2 separate regions of the Homo sapiens genome follow, and region 1 is linked to region 2. Evidence: chromatin contacts called from ENCODE Hi-C or POLR2A ChIA-PET data. All regions are on one chromosome and are shown on one strand. The core of a region is the stretch at or near the end of the contact, and the rest is flanking DNA. Distances in the headings are between cores, read along the strand shown. Region 1 overlaps ZBTB16 (zinc finger and BTB domain containing 16). Region 2 holds the start of USP28 (ubiquitin specific peptidase 28).

Region 1 (6,208 bases), core at 2,383-4,882, 200 kb after region 2:
TCCTCACTTTCTAGCACAATGGTTTTCATTGCCACCTCTCCCGCGCCTTTCCCCCCTTCATAATTATCCACTATTTTACTTTCTGTGTCCTGACAGCTACAAGAGTAGTTTTTGTTTTTTTGAGCTGAGTAGCTGCTAAATATTCCCCAGCAGCCAGATTCAACGGCTGGGGGGGAGAATAGGCCAAACCTTGGCATCCCCTGTTGCAAAAGTGAAAAATATTTCTGTTTGCAGTTAATTTTAGTGGCAAGCAGATCATGTTAACTGGATGTAATTGCTTCCAGATATGGCCGAGGGTTTTGTGTGTTGAGATGAAGGGTCTGGTAAGTGCTTACTTCCTGTGTAAATTAGCCTATTCCATTCAGTCTTTCATTCTGGCCAGCCCTGGATTCTGTCATTCTGCTCCCATTTTCCCCCTCCCCAGCCTGCAGCCTGGTGTGAGAAGCCGCTTGCTATGTTCCTCTAAGTGTAATTCTTTTGTCACTTGGAGCCACTCTCCTCTTGGTTCTTGATGTGAGTTTGCCCTTAAATAATGAGAAGGGTTTGAAAAGATGCCACCTGGACCCCAGGCCACCTCCCGCCTCTTTCCCAGCAAAGGCAGATCTGAAGAGCATCTCCTGGTCATGGGGGTTGCATCTTGGAACCCAGAACTCCTTGTTTTCTATGCATTTTTTTTTCCTACTGCCCTCTGACCCCCGACTCTCACCTGGGAGAACACCTTCTCTTTCTCTCAATTAGTCCGACTCCTCCTCAGCCTGAACTAAGCACGTTCCAGTGGGTCCGAAATCTCAGAAAAAATGAAACGGCTGTTGCGCAGAGGAGAAGGTTGTGGCCACAGAAAGGAGTTGCCTCATCAGACGTGAAGCCGCCACCTTGCCTTGCAAAGCAGGCTGCACCTCCTGACACACCTGCCCCTCCCTGCAAGAAAGGGAGGGGAAATCCCACCCAAGAGAACCTTCTCCAGGTTCCTGTGGGTTTCCAGGGTTGCAACTGAAGAAAAGTGTTAAGATTCATGTTCTCCTAAATTCTGCTTTTGTCCTGTGGCCAGTCCCACATTCTTAGTGCTATTTGCATAAGAGGTTGCTGTTTATCTTCCTATATCAGCCCCACTGATAACCCCTGTGGTCTGTTTAACAACCTATGAGGAGTAGATTACTTGATAAATGCCAGTTTTTCCAATATGCAAAGATAAACTGTTGGGGTCAGGGTGAGGGGTGGTGTGTTATGAAGGAGGGGACAGGTGGGGAGCCAGGACCCTCTTTTAGTGGGCTGGAGAAGTGTGAAAGAGCCTGATGAAAGAAAACAGGTAGCTTGTCACATACAACAGCTGCATTTATCATACGGTTGATCAGCTTCCTGCCCTCACCTACTTTTCTCCTCCTTCATGTGGACATGCAGAGTCTCTGAGAACATTTCATCAAGTGGGTTGCCTATGCCCACATTAATACAAGATGGGAAAGGGTGGAGGTTATCTTTGCTTTTTAAGTTCCCATCTTTTTCTCCCTTGGTCGTCTCCCACCCCTACAAGTTGTTGGCTGGTAAGCAATTGATGCTCAGAAAAATGATGTTCATCTGAAATCTTAAATGAGTGGACTTTTTCTACCTTCCCTGACTTTGCAGGTGCTTCTTGAAGAGCCAAGGAGAAAAGAAAACTTCTGACCTCATCACCTAGTCAATAAGCTGTCTGAGAAACAAACAAAAGAGTTTAGACTGGCTGCTAAAGCTAGGAACCCAGCTGATAGCTTTGTTTTGATGTCCTTGTAATGTTTGCGGATCGCAGAGGGTGCTATTTAGAGCAGGGGGCATCTACTGGGACAGACTCACTGGGAAGTTGAAACAGCTAGCTCAAAGTCCAAGAGATGCTAAAGATAGTGAAATACAGCCCAGGAATTGAGGGGGAGGGGGTTCCTCACTCAAGAAGGAGACTTTCTAGGAGGGGGCGGGCGTGGTATTTTCTAGGGACAGTATGGAATGAAGGGAAGAAGGTTGGCTTTAGAAGGAGGCACCCTGTGGGAGGCTGAGACAGGTGGGTCACCTGAGGTCAGGAGTTTGAGACCAGCCTGGCCAACATGGTGAAACCCAGTCTCTACTAAAAATACAAAAATTAGCTGGGTGGCAGGTGCCTGTAATCCCAGCTAGTCGGGGGAGGCTGAGGCAGGAAAATCGCTTGGGATTACAGGTGCCTGTAATCCCAGCTAGTCGGGAGAGGCTGAGGCAGGAAAATTGCTTGAAGGAGGCGGAGGTTGCAGTGAGCCCAGATCCTGCCGTTGCACTCCAGCCCAAGACTTTGTCTCATTAAAAAAAAAAAAAGAAGAAGAAGAAGAAGGAGGCACCCTGGATGAAGACTCAGGCTCCAGAATTTACTATCTGTATGTCTTGGGCAAGTGGCTTAGCTTCTCTGAGCCCCTGTTTACTTTTCTTTTGAAAATGACCACCTTGTCCATGGTAATGAGGATAAAAAACGTGTAAAGTGCATAGCAGAGTGCAGGTGTACTGGGTAGACATGTATGATTGCGCTGTAGCCCTGTTATGGCCCGGGGAGAAACTATGAAAGGAACCAGTGAAATCTTTTGTTTTGGGCACTGCTAAATTGATGATAGTACTAACCCTGTGCTAGCAGCCAGCTGGTGAAATAATAGGTGAATAATGTTAGTACATTGTGAATATAAAAGTTTCCATTTGCAAAGTGCTACTGCTGTTCTAAAGAAGCCACATTTCTAATAAATGATTGCTTAATCCTGTGATGCTGCCACAGCCCCACAGAGTTTGGGAATGTTTGGGAATTCTTTCTGAAGTGTGTGCCGCATTCTTTTGCTTTGCCTTTTGGGAGGGTAGATGTGACTATTGGAAATGGTCAAAATAATGCAGTAGCAAATCTGTTGACTATAGTGAGTGATAAGCACTGTCGGCTGCTGTGTCTGACTCGGAAGGCAGATTCTGGAAGGGGTGTGTGGGGAAGGCTTGTTGGCTCAGCACTGGGGTGAGTGTTGGCCTCACTTCTTAGGTGGGAAGTGGACAAGGCCAAGGGGCTTTTGATTTCCAGCTACTATGGCTGGACTCCCAGTGAGGAAGGAGTCGCTGCCATGGATTGCCTGGGACTGGGAAGACTCCTTTTAACTGCTGTAATGTTTCTGCATTTGTGGTTTGGCCTCCTGTGAGTTTGGGCTCCGGGGCGGCACTTCTGTTGTTAAAAGAACAGAAAAGAAAACAAAACAAAACAAAAAACCAGGACTGTCACTGTTAGATGTTGGTTGAGGCTAGAAAGAATGGATTGAGTTTTGACCCCCTACACCCCGGGGAGTAGGGAGGCCTGGGAGGCACAGTGGCCTGAGTTTGAATTCTGACTCTGCCTCTTTGGAAGGCTCTGGAAGGTTAAAGGAGCTTGTGTGTTCAAATCTTAGCCTGGTACCTGGCATATACTCAGCATGTATTTTTTTCCCCTTTCCTGACAATGTTCCTTGCCCCGAACACTTGAATAGTGGAGAGAGGAATGTTTGCTTTTCCTCTCCATTGAACCAACACTCGCCCATCCACTGAGCCCAAGATTCACCTTAGGATTGTCTGTTGGACTCGGCTCTTTTGTGACCTAACAGTGCAGGGGCCTTGTGCTGAGCTGCACATGCTCGCTCTCGCTGGTGCTCCCTCTCTCTCTCTCTCTCTCTCTGCATTATTTATAGTAAACCATATTAGAACAGAGTGTTAAAGAGGAAGGATGAGTCATTCCCATTGAAACCATTGATGACATAAATAAAAGCAAAATGCTTACTATGTGTTTTGTGCAGTATTTAAGGCCAGGTTGTGCTAATTTGAATGCTCCCAAACTGGATCTGTGAAAGCATACATATGTGGGAAAAAATTCAGGTTTAACTAGAGGGAAGTTATTTATTGAAAATCCATTTCAGTATCTGCTTTCTCCCTTCTATTTACTTCAGATCCATATTCATATCATGCTTGTTGTTCTGGCTAACGAGAGGGACTGGCTTATTCACTAGCTAAGGTTTGTTTATTTTCGGAAGGTTGAGGAATAGCACAGAGAGGTTGTCTAAGTGTCCCTGTCTCCATTCCTCCTCTTGCCACCTGTTGAGGAAGGCACTCTCCACCTGCTTTGCAGGCGTGGGCTCTCAATGTGTCCAAGAATCACAGTCAGAGCTGAAGGGCCCTTGGAATCATTTATTGCAGCATGCTCATTTGGGAGGAGTAAGTGGAGGTCCAGAGAGGTTCTGTGATTTTCCCTAGGTCACACAGCAAGCTAGAGGCAAAACCAGGACCCTCACTCCCAGCCCACTTTAATTCTTCCTTCACAAGCCTGCCTGTGACTGCCCAGGTCTGTTCTCTGCTTCTACCAAGGGGTAGGCAAGACTAGAATCTGACTTGAGAGCAGTTTCAGATCTTTGTCTGTGAGGGATGCTGGGGGGTTTCTGGCATGGTGACTTGCCTCCTGGGACACTCATTAACCTCTCTGCTGCTGAGCCTGAGCAGACTAATGTACATCAACTCCTTAGGATTTACAGACAATGCCCTATGTTGGGGGTTTTGAGACCCAAAGATTGCTAAGACATGGGACTTTTCCTTGAAGAGCTTATACTTTGAGTTAAAATATGTATGTTGATATCTATGACAGAGAATAGGAAATGGAAAGACTATGATATATATATTCAGAGTTGAAATGACTTCTGTCTGGAGTGATTCATTTTAAATTTTAAAACCTTGTTGAGCACTTACTGTCTGCTGGGCACCTGGGTAGGCCCTGGGAATACTGTGATGAGCAAGATAGACAAGACGTCTACCCTCCTGGGGCTTTCCTAATGGGGAAGAAAGATCCTTACTTAGCTAGCAGTCCTGTCCGTAACTGTGTAAGGGTGATTTTGATACATGTTGGGAGCCTGGATGAAGTAGCACATGAGTAGGATATTAAAGGATAAGTAGGTTTTGAAGACGGGGACAGAAAGAAGGAAAATTGTGGTCAGGGCCAGGGGAGAAAACAAGGAGTAACTTTCTTTGGCAGGAATGAGGGTGATTCATGCTGGAATGGTAGGCTGGGGTCAGACTGTGGTGCTATAAATGCGTGGAGAGAGATTAGAGAAGGCAGCATGAAGAATGGAGAGAAAATGAGTTTGAAGTTGAGCAGACCCGGGTTCAGATTTTCATGCTGCCACTTGCAAACTGTGTGATGTTGGCCATCAAGGACTGTGAACTGGCTGGGTGCAGTGGCTCACACCTGTCATCCCAGTGCTTTGGGAGGCCAAGGCAGGAGGATTGCGTGAGGCCAGAAGTTTGAGACTGGCTTGGGCAATATAGCGAGACGATCTTTACAAAAAAAAAAAAAAAATTAAAAATGCAGCTGTGCATGCCCATAATCCCAGCTTCTCGGGTGGCTGAAGAGGGAGGATGGCTTGAACTTATAAGTTCAAGGCTGTGGTGAGCTATGATCACGCCACTGCACTCCAGCCTGGGCAACAAAGTGAGACCCTATCTCTATTTCAACACAACAACAACAACAACAGCAACACACACCATGAACTGTAGCTTCTTCATTCCTACAGTGCAGTTATTGTGTGGGATAGCCTGAGGATTTGGGGTAGTGTACTTAACACACTCTGCACAGTGCCTGTAACAGTGTAGTTGCTCAATAAATATAACTGCTGTTTGTTTTAACTGCTGTTTCTTTTTGGACTTTATCCCGGGAGAGTTGGAGCCTTGGAAGGCATTTGAAAAGGAGAGTGACGTGACTGGAGTGCTCCATACTGATGTGACATCCACTAGGCATGTGTCTGACTGCCCCCTGCTCCTTCCCTGCCTTCACGAGCCTGTCTGAAAAGGAGTTTAGTGCGTGATCATCAGCTCCTAAGGAGACCTCTCCCCTGTATCTTGTACCTGGCACTCTACCAAGATTTGATGAGAGGACATGAAATGGACCCTTGCCACCTCTCGGTGGGCGGGGAAGCTGGGAGAGGGGCCTGGGGAGAGGGGGTCTTCAGCTGTCAGGATCAAAGGAAGTGACACTCTGAAGCTGGTCTGCCGGACTGTTACCCGTCTCTCTAACTCTCTTTTAATAGAAACCCAGTCTCCCCTCTTGCCTCCCTGATAGTGAACAGCGACGCTATCTCCCGCGGGCCAGTCTCGGCTGTGGTCGTAGCACTACGCAATGTCTGCAAACCGACAGTGGCATGGGGAGATAAGGGCCCCAACGTTGTGTAACGAGGGGCAT
Region 2 (6,385 bases), core at 261-2,760:
ACCCGGGAGACGGAAGTTGCAGTGAGCCGAGATCGCGCCACTGCACCCCAGCCTGGGCGACAAAGTGAGACTCCGTCTGGAAAAAAAAAAAAAAAAAAAGTGCGTCCAGACTGGGCGCGGTGGCTCACGCCTGTAATCCCAGCACTCTGGAAGGCCGAGGCGGGCGAATCACCTTAAGTCGGGAGTTTGAGACCAGCCTGACCAATATGGTGAAACCCCGACTCTACTAAAAATACAAAAATTAGCCGGGCCGGTGGCAAGCACCTGTAATACCAGCTACTCAGGAGGGTGAGGCGGAGGATGCAGTGAGCCGACATCGCGCCACAGCACTCCAGCCTAGGCAACAGAGGGAGACTCTGTCGAAAAAAAAAAAAAAAAAAAAAAAAAAGTGTCTCCATGCTAAATACTACTGGCCTTCCAGACAAAAGAGTAAAAAGGTATAAAAGGATTCTCACCTGAGGGTATCTGTCTGCCAGCTTTGTACGACAAATATAGTTTCTCATCTCCAAACTCGTATTTGAACAACTGGCACAGATTTCCCGTTTTCTCTTGAAAAAGTGCAGTACTTGAGGGGTGAGGAGGTGGTGTTAAGTTATAACATTCCGAAGTAACACTAGAAGACATGCTCAAATTGCCCTCTTCCCAAGTTTCTTCATACAGACATTAGCTTTTCTCTCAAACCAGGGTTCTTTCACTCTCACCAGATTCTTAGATCAGAAGTCCTTATATTGATTTCAATCTTCTTAGACATTGGGAACAGGAGATCATCATCAGTAGACTTTCTATTCATCACGCAGCTCCTCCCCCTCCTTAAAAATCTAGAGCGATGAAGGCAATAATTGGGGAGGCTGCGCTGTTTTGTTTTTAAAGCCGGGTTGGGAGGGAGGGAAGTGGTGGTAACTGGGACCCCTGGTCTTATAGAAGACGGTGATTAATTCCGGACTTTAAGTGAGATAACTTCGGTCTGCTTTAACCTTTTAAAAACGCCGCCATAAAACTGATTTAAAAGTCAAAGCAAAACAAAACCAACCAACGCTGCCGCTTTCGGAAGTTTCTCACCCCGGACGGGGCCCAGGAGGGCTCACCTTACTGATCCCTGCGGCGGAGAACCCCACGTCCAGCCCTTTATATTTGGTTTTCCAAAATCTGGAAATCCCCCTACAACTTCAGCTCGCCCACGGACGCGAAGATGCAGTCCTCAATCTCCGCGGCCCGAGCCCCGCAGAGCCCTTGGCCTTCTCACCCACGCTGGCGGGCGCACCCCCTGTCCCGCCCGGCCGGGGCGCCCTCCGCAGCCCGCAACCCGCAGCCCTGCAGGCCCCGCACGCTCCCCTCAGGGCCTGGAGCCCGCCCCCAGCTCCCGCTCGCCGCCGCGGAGCCCACCGAGCCGTGGCCGTCTGCCGCGCCGGCCGCGTCGTCCTGCTGCAGCTCCGCAGTCATGGCCGAGGCGCCCAGCCGCGGGTCACCGGTCTCCCGCCGCAGCCGCCGCCGGCCCAGCCTCTCAGGACTAGGCCCCGCCCCCGCCCTCCACCCCGCTCCGTCCCGCCCCCGCCCGCAGCGCGCGCCGGAGGCTTGGCCCACATGCCCCGCCCCCGGCATGCGCGCGCACGCAAGGCGCGCGGCCCGGGGCCGAACAGTTCTGCGTGCTCCCGCGCACGCCCGGCTGACCAGACGTCGGTCACGTGATCCCGGCCCCGCCTGTCGCTGTTGGTCAGCTTCACAGCCGGTGGAGGCTGCGGGCCGCGCTGCCAGTGTCCGGGAACTGGGTTTGCGAATCCTGGGAGCCGCGTTCCTGAGTCTTCTCCGCTCTCTGCCCTCAAAACCTCATTTGTAGGACTGACCTCCGGCTCCACCCTCCCCACGGGCGAGTTAAAACTGTTCCCCCGCCGTGGGAAACTGCCGAATGACCGTGGAATAAAGGATTTCCCATCAGGCTTTGTAGCCATTTCCAACTCCAATGACATGAAGAAGTGTTCACCATCTTTAAGGAGAGAAGGAGGATGAATGCAGTCGCTTGTCTAAAGCTAACCAAACGGACCAAAGCCTCCGTTCATGGGTGTCCCGCTTGGTGCCCTTAACCCTGATGCTCTTAACCTGGGCATGATAAGGAAAATTGCAGTTTTTCCATTTTCGATTTTCAGAAGTTCAAACTAAAATTTTGTGTTACTTTGTTACGTTTGAGCCAGATATTTACGATTTCATGTTAAAAGACCAGGTGCTCCTATTGAATTGTTTTTTGTTTGGTTGGTTTCGGTTTGTTTTTTTTTTTTTCTTTTTTTTTGAGACGGAGTCTCACTCTGTCCCCTCAAGCTGGAGTGCAGCCGCACGGTCTCGGCTCACTGCAACTTCCGCCTCCTGGGTTCAAGCGATTCTCCTGAGTAGCTGGGATTACAGGCACGCTGTACCACACCCAGGGTTTCACCATGTTGCCCAGGCTGGCCTCGAATTCCTGACCTCAGGTGATCCGCCCGTCTCGGCCTTCCATAATGCTGGGATTATAGGCGTGAGCCACCGCGCCAGGCCTGAATTGTATTTTCAACAACTGTGTGGGAATTGTGATTACTGAACCATGTTTCACATTTAAGATACAAATGTGTTATGATGGCAAACCCACTTGACAGGCTGCTGGGTGTCCCAAATCTGCGTAGAGGCTGAGTGTGGAAGCGCGTCTTTTAAGAGTAGCACCTACACCCTTGCCCTGGTCTGGTCTGACTCTCAAGCTACACTTTTAAGTGTGAATTTAACATGGACGGTGGCCTTTCCTATACTCCTGGCATTGTTGTCGCTGGGATTGTTATGTTTCACCTGCAGGCCTCCCTAGTCTGCATGCGGGCGCAGTTTTTGACAAAAGGAAACAGGTACAGGTCAGGTGCAGCTCCCAGGAGAGGCCAGATTACTCTCTGAGGCCTGAACTAGGACTCCTGCAACTTCCACCACCTGGAGATACAGGGATCCGCTTCCCCTGGCAGATTAACTGGCAGATTGGCATGGCTGCGGTGATACTAACTTGGAATCTTCCACATTCAACAGGCTGACTGTGTTTGTGTCTGCGAGTAGTAGGACATTTTATGTATGTGGCTCTGCCATTTTTCCTTTCCTCATGAGTGACTGTGTTTATGGCCTCAACCTGGGTGTCACTGTAGAACAGGTTGATTTCAGGTTGATGCTGGTTTTCTTTTTTTTTTTTTTTTTTTTTGAGACAGGGTCTCACTCTGTCACCCAGACTGAAATACAGTAGTGAGATCATGGCTCACTGCAGCCTTGAATTCCTGGGCTCAAGCAGTCCAACTGCCTCAGCCTCTGAAGCAGCAGGGACTTCATGCATGTGCCATGCCCAACTAATTTTTGTGTCTTTTTTATGGAGATGGGATCTCACTGTGTTGCCCAGGATGGTCTCAAACTTCTGGTCTCAAGCAATCCTCCTGCCTTGGCCTCCCAAAATTTGGGGATTACAGACATGAGTCACCACGCCCAGCCCACATTGATTTCTGAGTCTAGCTTATTTACAGCATTGCCTATTTCTACACTGCTAGAATGCTTTATTTACCATGTCTCTGGAGCAACCCTTATTTGTCTTTACACATTCATTTTAGGAAATTGCATGTTTATTGTGTGTAAGTGCTGTCAAAACCTATAATCCTTTGTATTAGTCTGTTCTCACACTGCCATAAAGAATTACCTGAGCCTGGGTAAGTTATGAAGAAAAGAGGTTTGACTCAGGGGCATAACAGGAAGCAAGACTGGGAGGCCTCAGGAAACGTACAATCGTGGTGGAAGGCAAAGGGGAAGCAGGCATGTCTCACCATGGCAGAGTAGGAGAGATAGAACAAAAGAAGTGTCCCCCCCGACCCCCCGCACACACACACACACAAAGATCTCATAAGAACTCACTATCATGAGAAATGCATGGGGGAAATCCACCCCATAATCTAATCATGTCCCACCAGGTCCCTCCCCTGGCAAGTGGGAATACAATTCGACATGAGATTTGGGTGGGGACCCAGAGCCAAACCATATTACCCTTATTCATTAAAATTTTCTTTTTTTTTTTTTTTTTTTGAGACGGGGTATCGTTCTGTCGCCCAGGCTGGAGTGCAGTGGTGTGATCTCAGCTCCCTGAAACCTCTGCCTCCCGGGTTCAAGCAGCTCTCCTGCCTCAGACTCCCGAGGGACTACAGGCGCCTCAGACTCCCCTGGGACTAAGGCATGCACCACCACGCCTGGCTAATTTTTAGTAGAGACAGGGTTTCACCATGTTGGCCAGGCTGGTCTCCAACTCTTAACCTTGTGATCCACCTGCCTCTGCCTCCCAAAGTGCTGGGATTACAGGCATGAGCCACCGTGCCCAACCTTCATTAAAATTTTCTTAAAAGACCAGCAGACCTAGGCCAATCACAGGTTCATGCCTGTAATCCCAGCAGTTTAGGAGGCTGAGGTGGGCAGATCACATGAGCTCAGGAGTTGGAGACTACCCTGGGCAATGTGGCAAAACTCCATCTATACAGGAAATACCAAAAAAAAAAAAAAAGTATTAGTCCGTTTTCACGCTGCTGATGAAGACATATCCAAGACTGGGCAATTTACAGAAGAAAGAGGTTTAATTGGACTCACAGTTCCACATGGCTGGGGAGGCCTCAGAATCATGGCGGGAGGTGAAAGGCTCTTCTTACATGGCAGCAGCAAGAGAAAATGAGGAAGAAGCAAAAGTGGAAACCTCTGATAAACCCGTTGGATCTCATGAGACTTATTCACAATCACAAAAATAGCACGGGAAGACCGGCCCTCATGATTCAATTACCTCCCCATGCGTACCACCCACAAACACGTGGGAATTCTGGGAGATAAAATTCAAGTTGAGATTTGGGTGAGGGCACGGCCAAACCATATCATTCCACCTCTGGCCCCTCAAAATCTCAGGTCCTCACATTTCAAAAGCAATCATGCCTTCCCAACAGCCTCTCAAAGTCTTAACTCATTTCAGCATTAACCCAAAAGTCCGCAGTCCAAAGTCTCATCTGAGACAAGGCAAGTCCTTTCTGCCTATGAACCTGTAAAATTAAAAGCAAGCTAGTTATTTCCTAGATACAATGGGGGTACAGGTATTGGGTAAATACAGCAGTTCCCAATGGGAGAAATTGGCCAAAACAAAGGGGTTACAAGGCCCAAGGAAGTCCAAAATCCAGCGAGGCCGTCAAATTGTAAAGCTCTAAAATGATCTCCTTTGACTCCAGCTCTCACATCCAGGTCACACTGATGCAAAAGGTGGGTTCCCATGGTCTTGGGCAGCTCTGCCCCTGTGGCTTTGCAGGGTACAGTCTCCCTCTTGGCTGCTTTCATGGGCTGGCATTGAGTGTCTGCAGCTTTTCCGGGCACACAGTGCAAGCTGTCGGTGGACCCACCATTCTGGGCTCTGGAGGACAGTGACCCTCTTCTCACAGCTCCACTAGGCAGTGCCCCATTAGGGACTCTGTGTGGGGGCTCCGACCCCACATTTCCCTTCCATGCTGCCCTAGTAGAGGTTCTCCATGAGGGCCCCACCCCAGCGGCCAACTTTTGCCTGGGCATCCAGGTGTTTCCATACATCTTCTGAAATCTAGACAGAGGTTCCCAAACCTAAATTCTTGACTTCTGTGCACCTGCAGATTCAACTTGGAAGCTGCCAAGTCTTGGGGCTTCCATCCTTTGAAGCCACAGCCCGAGGTGTGCATTGGTCCCTTTCAGCTATGTCTGGAGCATCTGGGACACAGGGCACCAAGTCCCTAGGCTGCACACTGCATGGGGACTCTGGGCCTGGCCCACAAAACCACTTTTTCCTCCTGGGCCTCCGGACTTGCGATGGGAGGGGCTGTTGTGAAGGTCTCTGACATGGCCTGGAGACATTTTTCCCGTGGTCTTGGTGATTAACATTAGGATCCTTGCTACTTACGCAAATTTCTACAGCTGGCGTGAATTTCTCCCCAGAAAATGGGTTTTTCTTTTCTTTCTTTCTTTTTTTTTTTTTTTGAGGCGGAGTCTTGCTCTCGCTCTGTTACCCAGGCTGGAGTGCAGTGGTGCAATCTTGGCTCACTGCAACCTCTGCCACCCAGGTTCAAACCATTCTCCTGTCTCAGCCTCCCAAGTAGCTGGGACTACAGGCACCCGCCACCACGCCTGGCTAATTTTTGTATTTTTGGTAGAGATGGGGTTTCACCATGTTGACCAGGATGGTCTTGATCTCTTGACCTCGTGATTCACCCACCTTGGCCTCCCGAAGTGTTGGGATTACAGGCGTGAGCCACCGTGCCCAGCCAGGTTTTTTTCTTTTTTATCACATTGTCAGAGTGCAAATTTTCCAAAATTTATGCTCTGTTTCCTTTTTAAAACTGAATGCTTTTAACAGCACCCA

What was found. A loop is a pair of places that touch in the nucleus more often than their neighbours do. ChIA-PET counts read pairs that join two places held with the same protein, here RNA polymerase II (POLR2A). Pooled maps may share reads with other maps.
Region 1: a pooled map shows a loop between it and region 2 (2.1-fold over the local background). The contact joins the enhancer-like site here to the promoter of USP28 in region 2. A Hi-C loop is called at or near these places in 2 of 50 pooled maps. POLR2A ChIA-PET finds 5 or more read pairs at or near these places in 3 of 52 experiments (CD4-positive, alpha-beta T cell, HEK293T and OCI-LY7).

Annotation. Positions count from the first base shown.
Region 1 is chr11:114,076,804-114,083,011 of GRCh38, forward strand. The region is part of intron 2 of ZBTB16 (zinc finger and BTB domain containing 16); the gene reads left to right. Among named protein-coding and RNA genes, the nearest start is that of ZBTB16, 20 kb to the left of the region's middle. Within about 2 kb of position 3,633, at least 15 of the 41 ENCODE cell types and tissues checked have a DNase peak (open chromatin) inside an H3K27ac peak, as active enhancers do.
Region 2 is chr11:113,874,062-113,880,446 of GRCh38, forward strand. It overlaps USP28 (ubiquitin specific peptidase 28), which reads right to left and starts at 1,511. Exons shown (of 26, transcript NM_001346252.4): 1 at 1,384-1,511. The coding sequence starts at 1,440. RefSeq lists silencers at 1,210-1,569, 1,590-1,749 and enhancers at 1,486-1,780, 1,770-2,019, 2,070-2,731.